Regions from separate parts of the Homo sapiens genome. Here region 1 is linked to region 2. A link is a contact called in ENCODE Hi-C or POLR2A ChIA-PET data. All regions are on one chromosome and are shown on one strand. The core of a region is the stretch at or near the end of the contact, and the rest is flanking DNA. Distances in the headings are between cores, read along the strand shown.

Region 1 (5,791 bases), core at 55-2,554, 3.0 Mb after region 2:
AGGAAGCCCAGCCAGTGTGTTCCCAGACCAAACTCAGGGTCTGGCTGCTATTTCTCACGGCCCAATAACGAGATGCAGATAAACTGGGGAGGAAGAGAGTTTTTTATTTCTGGAACCGGTTACAGAGAGAAGGCCCAGAAAATATCTCCAGACCAACTGTAAATTACAAGGTTTTCCAGAGCTTATATATTTTCTAAGATGTATGTCTACGTGTCAGTGTGCATTTATCTAAAGATATAAGTGATTAACTTCTTTTAATCTGTAACTCTAGTCTAAGTCTTGGAGACCTTTCTCTGGAGCCTCAGTACATTTACTTAAATCTAAATGAGTCCAGGTGCTGGGGCTATTACCCTGACCTTGTCTCCTGCTCAATCACAGAGGTTTGGGGGGGGTTCCTTTAGACCCCCAATGAACTTGTTTGTGGAGGCCTGGCGAGTTTCTTCAGACCCCCAATTAAATTTGTTTAATCCTAAACAGGTCTGGTTAAGAATTCCTTCTTTGTTTTGTCATGCTGTAAGGCCCAGGAAAGGCCTAGGTAAAACCCTTGGTGGGCTTTTGTTACATTCTAGCCTTTGTAGAAAGGCGCTGGCACTTTCAGCTTTTGATACTGAACTTAACCACTCAGTCAGTACTGAAGTAGTTGTGATGGGGACCTCCATTAGTGAAATCTGGCCTGCCACAATCCCCACTGTCAATTTGCGCATGATTTCTATCATGCTTGTATATTTATTTATCACAAGAATCATAGGGAGATGGAGCATTGTAATCTTTCTGGCTACTTCCTGCTGAGAGGGGGTCATCGTTATGGGGCACCGAATGCAGCACTGGAGTGGAAAAAGTCGATTTGTTCCCAGTAGCACTCTCTGTTTCGGGGGTGTAGAGGCAGCACCTGCTAAAACATAATAGTAGGCAACAGCAACACATATAAATAGGTTGCTGCTACTTCCTTCAGAAGTTTCGGTTGTCTAGTCTTCAGTTCACAGGGCTTTAAGAAAGCACAGCTTAGGTTTCAGTGATTTCCAATTAAGAAAAATGGGGAAAAAGGGAAAGAAAAAGGAAACAAATGAAAAGATTATTTAGGAGACTTGTAGCCAGAGAAATACGAATTTAACCCAAACTGTAGAAAATAATAAAAACTGAATGCCAGACTAGAATTTAAAAACAGGTGTACTATAGTTTCCAAAAGTTTTTGAAACATAACTTCCCTCTCTCCAGTTACCCTTTTTTGTTGTTGTTGTTGAGATGGAGTCTTGCTCTGTCACCCAGGCTGTCGTGAAGTGGCACGATCTTGACTCACTGTAACCTCCGCTTCCCTGCCTCAGCCCCTTGAGTAGCTGGGATTACAGGCACCCGCCATCATGCCCGGCTCATTTTTGTATTTTTGTAGAGATGGGGTTTCACCGTGTTGGCCAGGCTGGTCTTGAACTCCTGACCTCAGATGATCTGCCCACCTCAGCCTCCCAAAGTGCTGGGATTACAGGAGTGAGCCACTGCACCCGACCCCAGTTTCCCGTTTTTACTAAAGACAAATTACGACAGGACCAATTTGCTTTATTATGCTTTGCCACTTTATTTGTACGAGGTGCAGCAAGAATAATTATTTTTCACATAGGCTTTTAAAATTGGTTTTAATGGGACTTTGTTTTATAGAAGGAATCTGAGATAAGACTTTTTAAAGCTGAGCCCCTGCCATGGATTTCTACCATCAAATACATATGGTTGGGTGAATTCCTGTCCTCTTGAAGTTTCAAGATAACTTGGGATTCCTGACCTGTCAGAATGTGACATTCTTTTCTTCCCACAGATCAGTAACCCTGTACAGGGACTGTGTTCACAGGATATAAGGTCAGTTTTCCAAAGGCTTTATTAGCTCCACAAGTCAAGTTTGATTCCTTAAAGGAAAGCACAGCATTCTGGTCAAAACCTTGGTAAAATAACCAGTTTTTCAAATTGTGTCCTGTTACCAAAGAAAACACATTCTTATTGCACTTATGCAAATAACTATATTGCCATAAATTAAGAATACCCACAAATAGTTTCCAAATTCTGGGGAAATCGGGTAGAGAGAAACAAATAATGCTCCAAATGGTGTTCATAGGAGTATATTTTGATTAATCGTTAAAAGCTGTCAATAGCTCAAAAGAAAATTTGCCTTGACTCTGAAAAGCAAAACAAAGGATCAGCAACGTTTTAAGCAAAAAGTCAAAAAGATCACTTCAGCCTCCTATTAGTTCACTTCATGCAGTTAATTCCTGTCCTGCTTGATATCAATGAACATTTTAGCTCTCCAAGTGTCCCGAACATTTTTCCTCTCTTCTGATGTCACAATCTCCAAAGTTATCAAAATTTGCATTTAAGAGCACCTGTTAGGGCTTTATAGCTGATTATAAAATTACCTTCTAAAGAGGGCCAAAACAAGGTAACATGTGTATATGGGTGACTGAACGTTTTAGGGTAGTCATAGTCAAAGACACAATTGACAAGGAAATCTGTTACCTCTGTGGCCCACAATAATTTAACATGACAATTATAATTATGACTGATAATGTACACTGAGATATAGCAGAATTATAGGAGTCTCCCATAACTTTGGAACCCTCATCAATAACATATTTATAGAAATATAGCCCAAAGAAAGCTAAAAATCATTTTATATTTCACAATGCTTCCTGTATGATTTTTGTACCAAATAAGCCAAATTTCACCTTTACATTAGTGTACTATTAATGTTAAACCTAATTCTTAATAAAACCTGATAGACATATTTACCCAATTTTAATGTTTGACCATAAGGTAACATTTTTATAGACTTTCTATAACCCTTTACAATTTTTGTTAAAGAGCAGGTTAGTGCTCTAAGAGAAACCCATTGTGTTTTTATTTCAATGCTCAATTTACAGAAATGCTGAATTATACCCCTTCAACTTTAGTCAATATGTTTACACACAAAAATATTTTAATTAATTTTTTCATAAACCTTTCACAACTTGCTTAAACATTTAGCTTTATTTTATCCAACTTAAAGCAATTCTTTAACCTTTTAATCTAGGCAAAAAAAATCCATCTTCTCATAAGAGCTTTAGAGACTCTTAGGCTTCTTTACTAGGACAGCTGAGCTCTAAAGCATGTGAACTTCACCCACCACAACTGTTTGCTCCATCTCAAGCTCAGAACCCTGCCCTGTCTGCCTAACCACAAGTGAGTATTTCCTGCCTTGATTTCCTGACATTTCTATATTTAATTCAGCTTGTTAAGTTCCAAGAAATCCCCTGGCAATTTTTATTATTGACCTCTTCTTCTTTGCACAGGTATCCAACCCAGTATCTACAAATAAATGCTTCACTCATCTACTCCTTTCATGAAACATTGCAAATCTTTTTCTTACTAGTGCTTGGGCTTGCTTTTTTTTTTTTTTTTTTTTCTTTGCAAGGAAACATATAGATGAGCCTCAAGAGATTTAGAAATCTTTTCAGAGTAACCAGCTGAATGTCAGAAAGTCATATTTGGAGGCCAATCTAGTTAGATTAGATAAATAGTTTTTAATTTTAACAAACTGTCTTCCTTTTCTAACTGGACCTCTGATCTCACAGAAGCCAACAAAGTATTTGCAGTTTATAGGATCTAATTTTAAAATATGTGAAGAGTAGGCACATCTGGAAGGCAGGGCATCTAGATCTTTGAAAATCAAAAATCCCGAATTTCACATTGAATCTGAGGTCTCTAAAAGAAGGGACATGCCACAAGACCAAGCCACACAATTTTTCCACACTGCACAATGCTGTAGAAACATGTCTTCAAGGCTAGTAGCACAGCAACAATCAGCCCACTTTTAATCAGACCATCCCCAAAGGAAATCATATTCATTGGTGGTGTTTTCACAGCCTTTAAACTGTGTCCAAACTGCACCTTTCTCATCTAAACTTGCAAAGAAACAAGGAGCCCCCTGCAATCACAACCATTTATTGCAACGGCTCTCAGCCATCTCCAAACTGCAGCCCTCACCAGTGACCCAGCAGCCGTTGCACTCACAAAGGACGTGTCTCTCACAGTACAAAGTAATGCCTGGTACTCACAAAACCAAAGCAATCAGCCAAGATGAAATAAAAGAGAGCAGAGCTGCAGACCTGGAGGAGCCTGTCCCTGACTCTGGACTCCACAAGGAGAACAGGAGACCCCCAAAAGGGGTGAGTGGGATCTTTTTGTGTATTTCTCAAGGAATTTCAGAGTCACTTAAAATTCCCTCTAGATCCCTTCATGTGATACCAAAGATGCCAAAAGGAAGGTAAAGAAGGGAAAAGAAGAAGTACATGGGAGAGGAATTCCTTTTAAAAAGAAGTGAGCAGAGGAACCAAGCACCTATTTGTTTTAATTCAAAATCTAATTTTATTTTGTCAAAATTTCAACTCTTATTATAGATTCAGGGGGTACATGTGCAGGGTAGTTACATGGGTATATTGTACCAAGCAATTAATTTCTAAAACGGAGTTTCACTCAAATCCAAATATTTTTCAAAACAGGAGGCAAAAGAGAAAATCCAGAAAGACTGTATGTACATATAATTAAATATTAGCTTTTCATGAAGCCGACTTCTGACCATAGAGCTCTTTGAAAAAGAAAAATAAAACCTTCCAGATCTCTTATAATCAGATTTTAGCCAACACAAAGAATTGCGATTTCCACTCTTTAAACTTTTTTTTACCAAAGGTAATCTCACCAATACTAAATAGGTAAAAAAGTCAAATGCCACGCAAACATTAAACCAAAGGCGCTGGGGCCCTGACTGGGAATTGAACCCAGGCCATGGTGGCGAAGGCATAAACTTGAAGCTAGGCCACAATATAAGGCACCTTTCATTGTGAATCCCACAGAATATTGAAAGCAGGCAGTATGAACTTCAAAAGATTTTTTTGGCAGGGGGTCAGATTTTTTATCTTTAATTTTATCAGAAGGATTTTTAATGCAAGCCATGAAATCGTTACATATCTCCTTTGAAATTTGATTGTCCCATGAGTACAAATAGGTCAATTGTTTAGAATAAAGGAATCTAAAATCTTTTTATAAATTTAGAGATTTTTCTAATTTAACAGATCCATCCTTTGACCACTGCTTAGAATTTGCGATGCCATACTTCTTCCAGTAGTGATTCAATCCAACACCTACTTCATAAAAAGCCAAGGATGTAATTTTTTCAGTTTAGTGTAAGCTTTACCATTTAAGAAGTAGGTATTTTTGTAAAGGGCCTGAAAGAGGCAATCCCAAAGATCTCCTCCCCTCCAAAAATTACTCCCAGAATTCGGCTAAGATAGCAAAAGACCCTTGTTTCCACAGCTAAGGATGGAGTTTGTGTGCATGTGGTGTCTCCAGTAAGACAAATCTGTGGGTCCTCCAGTCACAGACCCGTTACTCTGTGGCGTGTCACTTAGAATCCTTGTGTGTCTCACCCTCAGAAAATTCAGAGCTTATATCTCCTAATCCAGTTTTACCCCAAGCCTTTGTTCCTGGGTGAGCCAATTTGGAGATTCAGGAGGTATTATATTGTAGTTGGTAAATCAATTGTGATGTGGGGTCCTGTCGGGTTCGATATCACAAGCAGTATCAGCATGTGAGGACCAGAGCTGTGAACTCAACGCTGTCAATCGACAGCTTTTAGGAGTTTCTGTGAGGACTGGGTGGATTCAGGGACCCTGAAAACCATACTTGTCACCCTTCTAGTCCTGTGTGTCTGGAACTAGAAACTCTTTGGTAAGCATGGGTTCTCTCTCAGGTCCCTGGACATCCCTAAAAAGAGAGA
Region 2 (6,436 bases), core at 2,186-4,685:
CACAAGGATGTCATTTATACCACAGACATTTTACATTTGTACATGTTTTACTGCAGAGTTCCAGCAGATGGAGGGAAATGTGCTGAGGAAGGCTGTAGTATTTGGGCCTAAAGCAATGCTGGCTATAACAATTACTCTTGCTACACTTTGAGAGGCTGAGGCATGTGGATCACCTGAGGTCAGGAGTTCGAGACCAGCCTGACCAACACGGTGAAACCCCATCTCTACTAAAAATACGAAAAAATAGCGGGCATGGTGGCATGCACCTGTAATCCCAGCTGCTTGGGAGGCTGAGGCAGAGAATTGCTTGAACCCGGGAGTTAGAGGTTGCAGTGAGCTGAGATTGCGCCACTGCACTCCTGCCTGGGCGACAGAACAAGACTCAGTCTCAAAAGAAAAAAAAAATAAGTAGCATTGTTCTATAATTTCCCAAGTTCTTCATGGTTGCCAGAGTTCTTGACAGTTTACAAATCACATCTTCATTGATGAAGTACTTTGTAGATTTCAAAACATCTACTATAGCTTGGAAGGCCCTTTCTGGTGTTTGAAATCACATTTTATTTATTTATTTATTTAAATGTTTAATTATATTAACAGAGATGAGGTCTCCCTATGTTGCCCAGGCTGGTCTTGAACTCCTGGGTTTAAGGGATCCTCCTGCCTCAGCCTCCCAAAGCGCTGGGATTACAGGAATGAGTCACCTCACCCAACAGAAACCACATTTTAGGTTACTGATTTATTCCTGGTCAGTAAACAGTCTTGAGGTTATCTTCATTGTTTTCCTATCTGCAAATTTTATTTGTCTCTTAATTAAAACACTTCCTTTTTAAAGTGTCTTTACTGAAATAGAATGTACATACCATAAAATCCACCCATTTAAAATGTACAGTTCAGTGGTTTATAGTGTGTTCACAGAATTATGAAGCCATCCCTGCAATCTAATTTTAGAACATTTTAATCATCCTTTGAAAACGAACCCCATACCCATTAGCAGTCATTTCCCACTTCCCCCACCCCAGCCCCCGGTAACCACTGATCTTTCTGCCTCTATAGATTTGCCTATTCTGAACACTGCATATAAATGGTATCATAAAATATATATGGTCTTGGCCAGACACGGTGGGTCACGCCTGTAATCCCAGTACTTTGGGAGGTCCAAGAGAGTGGACTGTTTGAGTCCAGGTGTTTGAGAAGAGCCTGGGCAACATGGCGAAACCCTGTCTCCACTAAAAATACAAAAAATTAGCCGAGTGTGGTGGCACATGCCTGTAGTCCTAGCTACTTGCGAGGCTGAGGTGGGAGGACCGAGAAGTTGAGGTCGCAGTGAGTCCTGAACACACCACTGCACTCCACTCCAGCCTGAGCAACAGAGTGAGACCCTGCCTCAAAAAAAAAAAAAAAAAAATGCATGTGTGTGTGCGCACGTGTGTGTGTATGTGTGTGTGGCCTTAAAAGACGTTCCTTTTATTTAACAAACCACAATGTCATCACTCCTAACCCAAAATAAAACAGTACAAATAAAAAAGTCACAGTCCTTTAAATCATCAAATATCTAGTGAGTGTGCAAATTTCCAAATCTCATAACTTTCATGTAACTATCAGGATTTTTTGTAGCTTCTTTAAATCAGAATCCAAACAAGGGCCACCCATTGCAATTGGCTGATACTTTTTAAAATCATCTTTCATCTCTTGCTTCCCCTCTATTATCTTTTCTTTTTCCTTGCAATTTATCTCCTGGAGATCCAGTCCTGCAGATCTTTACTGTCCAACAGAAATACAATATGAGCAATATGTATATTTTTAAATTTTCTTCTTTTTTTTGAGACAGGGTCTCACTCTGTTGTCCAGGCTGGAGTGCAGTGGGGCAATCTCAGCTCACTGTAACCTCCACCTGTCAGGTTCAAGTGATTCTCCTGCCTCAGCCTCCTGAGTAGCTGGGATTACAGGCATGCGCCACCACACCTGGCTAATTTTTGTATTTTTAGTAGAGACAAGGTTTCGCCATGTTGGCCAGGGTAGTCTCAAACTCCTGGCCTAAAGTGATCTGCCCTCCTCACCCTCCGAAAGTGCTGGGATTACAGGCGTGAGTCACCATAATTTTAAATTTTCTAATAGCCATGTTTTTTAAAAAGTAAAAAGAGGACCGGCATGGTGGCTCGTGCCTGTAATCCCAGCACTTTGGGAGGCCAAGGCGGGAGGATCACTTGAGGCCAGGAGTTTGAGCCAGCCTGCGTAACACAGCAAAACCCTATCTCTATAAAAACTTTAAAAAATAACCAGGTGTAGTAGTGCATATCTGTAGTCCCAGTTACTGGGGAGGCTGAGGCAGGAGGATCTCTTGAACCTTGGAGGTTAATGCTGCAGTGAGCCATGTTCATGGCACTGTACTTCAACCTGGGCAACTGAGCAAGACTCTGTTAAAAAAAAAAAAAAGTAAAATGAAACACTACACATAATCTAGTACACTCAGGATATTATTTCAACATGGAATCAATCCTGTTTATTTATTTATAGAGATGGGGTCTTGCCATGTTGCCCAGGCTGGTCTCAAACTCCTGTGCTCAAGCAATCCACCCTCCTCAGCCACCCAAGGTGCTGGGATTACAGGCAAGAGCCACTGTGCCTGGCCATAATCAATCTAAAAAATGATTAGCTCGACATTTTTCATTCTTTTTTCACACTAAGTCTATCAGTGGATAGTGCTGTCCTAGTTGTAGAGCTTCCCATAGTCTGGACCTGACCAATGCGTCCTTGTGGTGTCATTTCATGTGTTCCTGTGTCCCCTGGGTTTCCTCCAAAGTGGGACTCAGCCAAAGTTCGAGCAGATTCAGATTTGGGTGTAAGGAGTTTTTTAGCCAGAACCTTCCTATGTGGGGCTACTGTATACCTCCACCAGGAGGCACCTCCTTTCCAGATGCCAGCAGCTGTTTCTGCTCAACACTCAGACATATTCATTCATTAGAGATTGCAAAATGGCGATAGTCTCATTTCTTTTTTTTTTTTTTTTTTTTGTGACAGAGTCTCATTCTGTCACCCAGGCTGGAGTGCAGTGGCATGCTCTCGGCTCACTGCAACCTCCGCCTCCCAGGTTCAAGCGATTCTCCTGCCTCAGCCTCCCAAAGTGCTGGGATTATAGGCATGAGCCACGGCGCCCAGCCTCTTAGTTTTCATGATGCTTCCTTCACTTGACAAATGAGTATGAGTACCTACTGTGTGTCAGGCACTGCCCTGGTCCTGAAGGTACAGCAGTGAACAAAACAGAGAGCCCACTGTGGGGGCTGATAGTCCAGTGGGAAGGGGCAGATGCAAATAACGAAATACACGAAGTAATTGCAGGTTATAATCTGTGGTCTGAAGGGTGTGGGAGTGAGCAGGGTGTGGTAAGCCCTGTAAACCGGCTGGTGGCGGAAGGCCTTCTGCAGGAGGGGACAGCGAAGCTGAGAGTTGAAAGATACCATATGACTCAGCGAGGCTGTGGTGTCCCAGGCAAAGGGGACAGTAAATGGAAAGGCTGAAAAATGGGAACAAGAGGGACAGAGAGCAGCCTGGGCAACATGGCGAAACCAAACCCTGTCCCTACAAAAAATACAAAAATTAGCTAGGCATGGTGGCCTATGCCTGAAGTCCCAGCTACTTGGGAGGCTGAGGCAAGAGAATCACTTGAACCCAGGAGGGGGAGGTTGCTGTGAGCCAAGATCGCGTCATTGCACTCCAGCCTGGGTGACAAGAGCGAAATTCTGTCTCAAAAAAAAGAAATAAAAATACAAAAATTAGCTAGGCATGGTGGTGCATGCCTGTATTCCCAGCTACTCGGGAGGCTGAGGCAGGAGAATCGCTTGAACCCGGGAGGCGGAGGTTGCAGTGAGCCGAGATTGCACCACTGCACTCCAGCATGGGCAACAGAGTGAGACTCTCTCAAAAATAAAATAAAATAATACAATAAAATATAAAATAAAATAAAATACTAGCCAGGCACGATGACTCATGCCTGTAATCTCGATACTTTGGGAGGCTGAGGTGGGAGGATCGCTTGAGCCCAGGAGTTCAAGACCAGCCTAGAAAACATAATGAGACCTTGTCTCTACAAAAAAACTGTTTAAAAAATTAGCTGGGTATGGTGGTGCATGCCTGTGGTCCCAACTTGGAAGGCTAAGACGGGAGGATCACTTGAGCCCAGGAGGTCGAGGCTATGGCAAGCCATGATCACTCCATTACACTCCAGCCTAGGTAGTAGAGACAGACTTTGTCTCAAAAAATTAATAATAAAGTAAAACAACTAAAAGACTATAAGTAGACTGTAACACAAAGAAAGGATAAATGCCAGAGGGAATGGATAACGCATTAACCCTGATGTGAGTACGTATTGCATGCCTATATCAAAATAGTTCATCTACCCCATAAATAAATACAACTACTATGTACCCACAAAAATGAAAAATAAAAAGGCCTGGCTCATGCCTGTAATCCTAACACTTTGGGAGGCCAAGGCGGGCAGATCACTTGAGATCAGGAGTTCAAGACCAGCCTGGCCAACATGGCGAAACCCCATCTCTACTAAAAATACAAAAATTAGCTTGGCGTGGTAGCACATGCCTGTAATCTCAGCTACTCAGAAGACTGAGGCAGGAGAATCGCTTGAACCCTGGAGGCAGAGGTTTCAGTGAGCCAAGATCACGCCACTGCACTCCAGCCTGGGTGACAGAGCAAGACTCTGTCTCAAAAAATAAAAATAATTTTTTAAAAAAATAGTCCAGGTGTGGTGGCTCACACCTGTAATCCTAGCACTTTGGGAGGCCCAGGCAGGCAGATCACCTGAGGTCAGGAGTTCAAGGCCAGCCTGGCCAACATGGCGAAACCCTGTCTCTACTAAAAATACAGAATTAGCCAGTGTGGTGGCACACGCCTGTAGTCCCAGCTACTCAGGAGGCTGAGACAGGAGAATCACTTGAACCCAGGAGGCGGAGGCTGCAGTGAGCCAAGATCGTGCCACTGCACTCTAGCCTGGGCAAGACAGAGCAAGACTCCGTCTCAATAAGTAAGTAAGTAAATAAATAAATAAAGGGATGGGCAATGAATGATGACACAGAGAGATCAGCAAATCACAAGAGCAAAGTCTAGGAGTGAATGGAGGTGATAGTGTCCCAGGCGCCTGTGGAGAGGTGGGCTTCTTTTTTTTTTTTTTTTTTTTTTTGAGACAGGGTCTCGCTCTTATTGCCCAGGCTAGGTGCAATGGCACAATCTTGGCTCACTGCAACATCCGCCTCCCAGGTTCAAGCCATTCTCCTGCTTCAGCCTCTCAAGTAGCTGGGATTACAGGCACGCACCATCATGCCTAACTAATTTTTGTATTTTTAGTAGAGACGGGGTTTCACCATGTTGTCCAGGCTGGTCTCGAACTCCTGACCTCAGGTGATCCACCCGCCTCGGCCTCCCAAAGTCCTGGGATTACAGGCATGAGCCACCACACCTGGCCAGAGGTGGATTTTTGAGACAGACAGTGTCACACTGCTCATGATAGAGGGGTAGGCAAGCAGACGAGGTGAGGGCAGAAGGTGAGGGGTTCCGGTGTGATTATGTCTCCATGCTCTGTGGTTTCTAGAGCCCTTCATGATTTGCAAAGCATGTTACTCATTTAGAAAGCATTTTGCAAAGTTCTGGGGTTTTTACAAAGCACTTTTGAGAGCCAGAAAATTTTGCTTCTGTTCATACCCCAGAGCAACATTTCTCACACTGCATGTTGCTACCCGTCTGGAGGTAATGAAATTAATTTAGCAATGCGTAACTCGTGACCAGCATCTTTAGAAATAAAATAGAACACTGCAGAGTGTGCTACACAGCAAAGGTCAGAATTATGTCATGAAACCTTTTTTTTTTTTTTTGAGTCACATTGTAAAATGTATTCTTATGGTTGAGTGAGTGCGGTCAAGAACATTTTATGCTGCTCTAGAGAACCTCTTGCAAAAATGCATGGGCAATCAGCACAAGAATGTTCAAGAAAAGTGTTGTCTGAAAGAAATCTGTGGGTGAACTTGGTGATTTATGCTTGTAATCCCAACACTTTGGGAGGCGGAGGAGGGCAAATCACCTGAGTTCAGGAGTTTGGGACAAGCCTGGGCAACATGGCAAAACCCCGTCTACAAAAAAATACAAAAATTCACCAGGCACAGTGGCATGCACCTGTAGTCCTAGCTACTCAGGAGGCTGAAGCACGAGACTCATTTGACCCTGGGAGGTGGAGGCTGCAATGAGCTGAGATCGTGCCACTGCACCACTCCAGCCTGGGTGAAAGAGTGAGACCCTGTCTCAGAAAAAAAAAACAAAAACAAAATACAAATCTGGAAGCAACCTACATTTCCATTAGCAGGATAACAGATAAAGAGTGTTATGGCTGGGCGCGGTGGCACACACCTGTCACCCCTGCACTTTGGGAGGCCGA

Evidence for each region. A loop is a pair of places that touch in the nucleus more often than their neighbours do. ChIA-PET counts read pairs that join two places held with the same protein, here RNA polymerase II (POLR2A). Pooled maps may share reads with other maps.
Region 1: a pooled map shows a loop between it and region 2 (4-fold over the local background). The contact joins two enhancer-like sites. A Hi-C loop is called at or near these places in 1 of 50 pooled maps. POLR2A ChIA-PET finds 5 or more read pairs at or near these places in 2 of 52 experiments (activated CD4-positive, alpha-beta T cell and naive thymus-derived CD4-positive, alpha-beta T cell).

Annotation. Positions count from the first base shown.
Region 1 is chr19:41,551,902-41,557,692 of GRCh38, forward strand. It overlaps a transcript of CEACAM21 not described here. Among named protein-coding and RNA genes, the nearest start is that of LINC01480, 19 kb to the left of the region's middle. Within about 2 kb of position 1,305, at least 5 of the 41 ENCODE cell types and tissues checked have a DNase peak (open chromatin) inside an H3K27ac peak, as active enhancers do.
Region 2 is chr19:38,554,061-38,560,496 of GRCh38, forward strand. The region is part of intron 89 of RYR1 (ryanodine receptor 1); the gene reads left to right. Among named protein-coding and RNA genes, the nearest start is that of MAP4K1-AS1, 39 kb to the right of the region's middle. RefSeq lists an enhancer at 3,232-3,421. Within about 2 kb of position 3,436, at least 3 of the 41 ENCODE cell types and tissues checked have a DNase peak (open chromatin) inside an H3K27ac peak, as active enhancers do.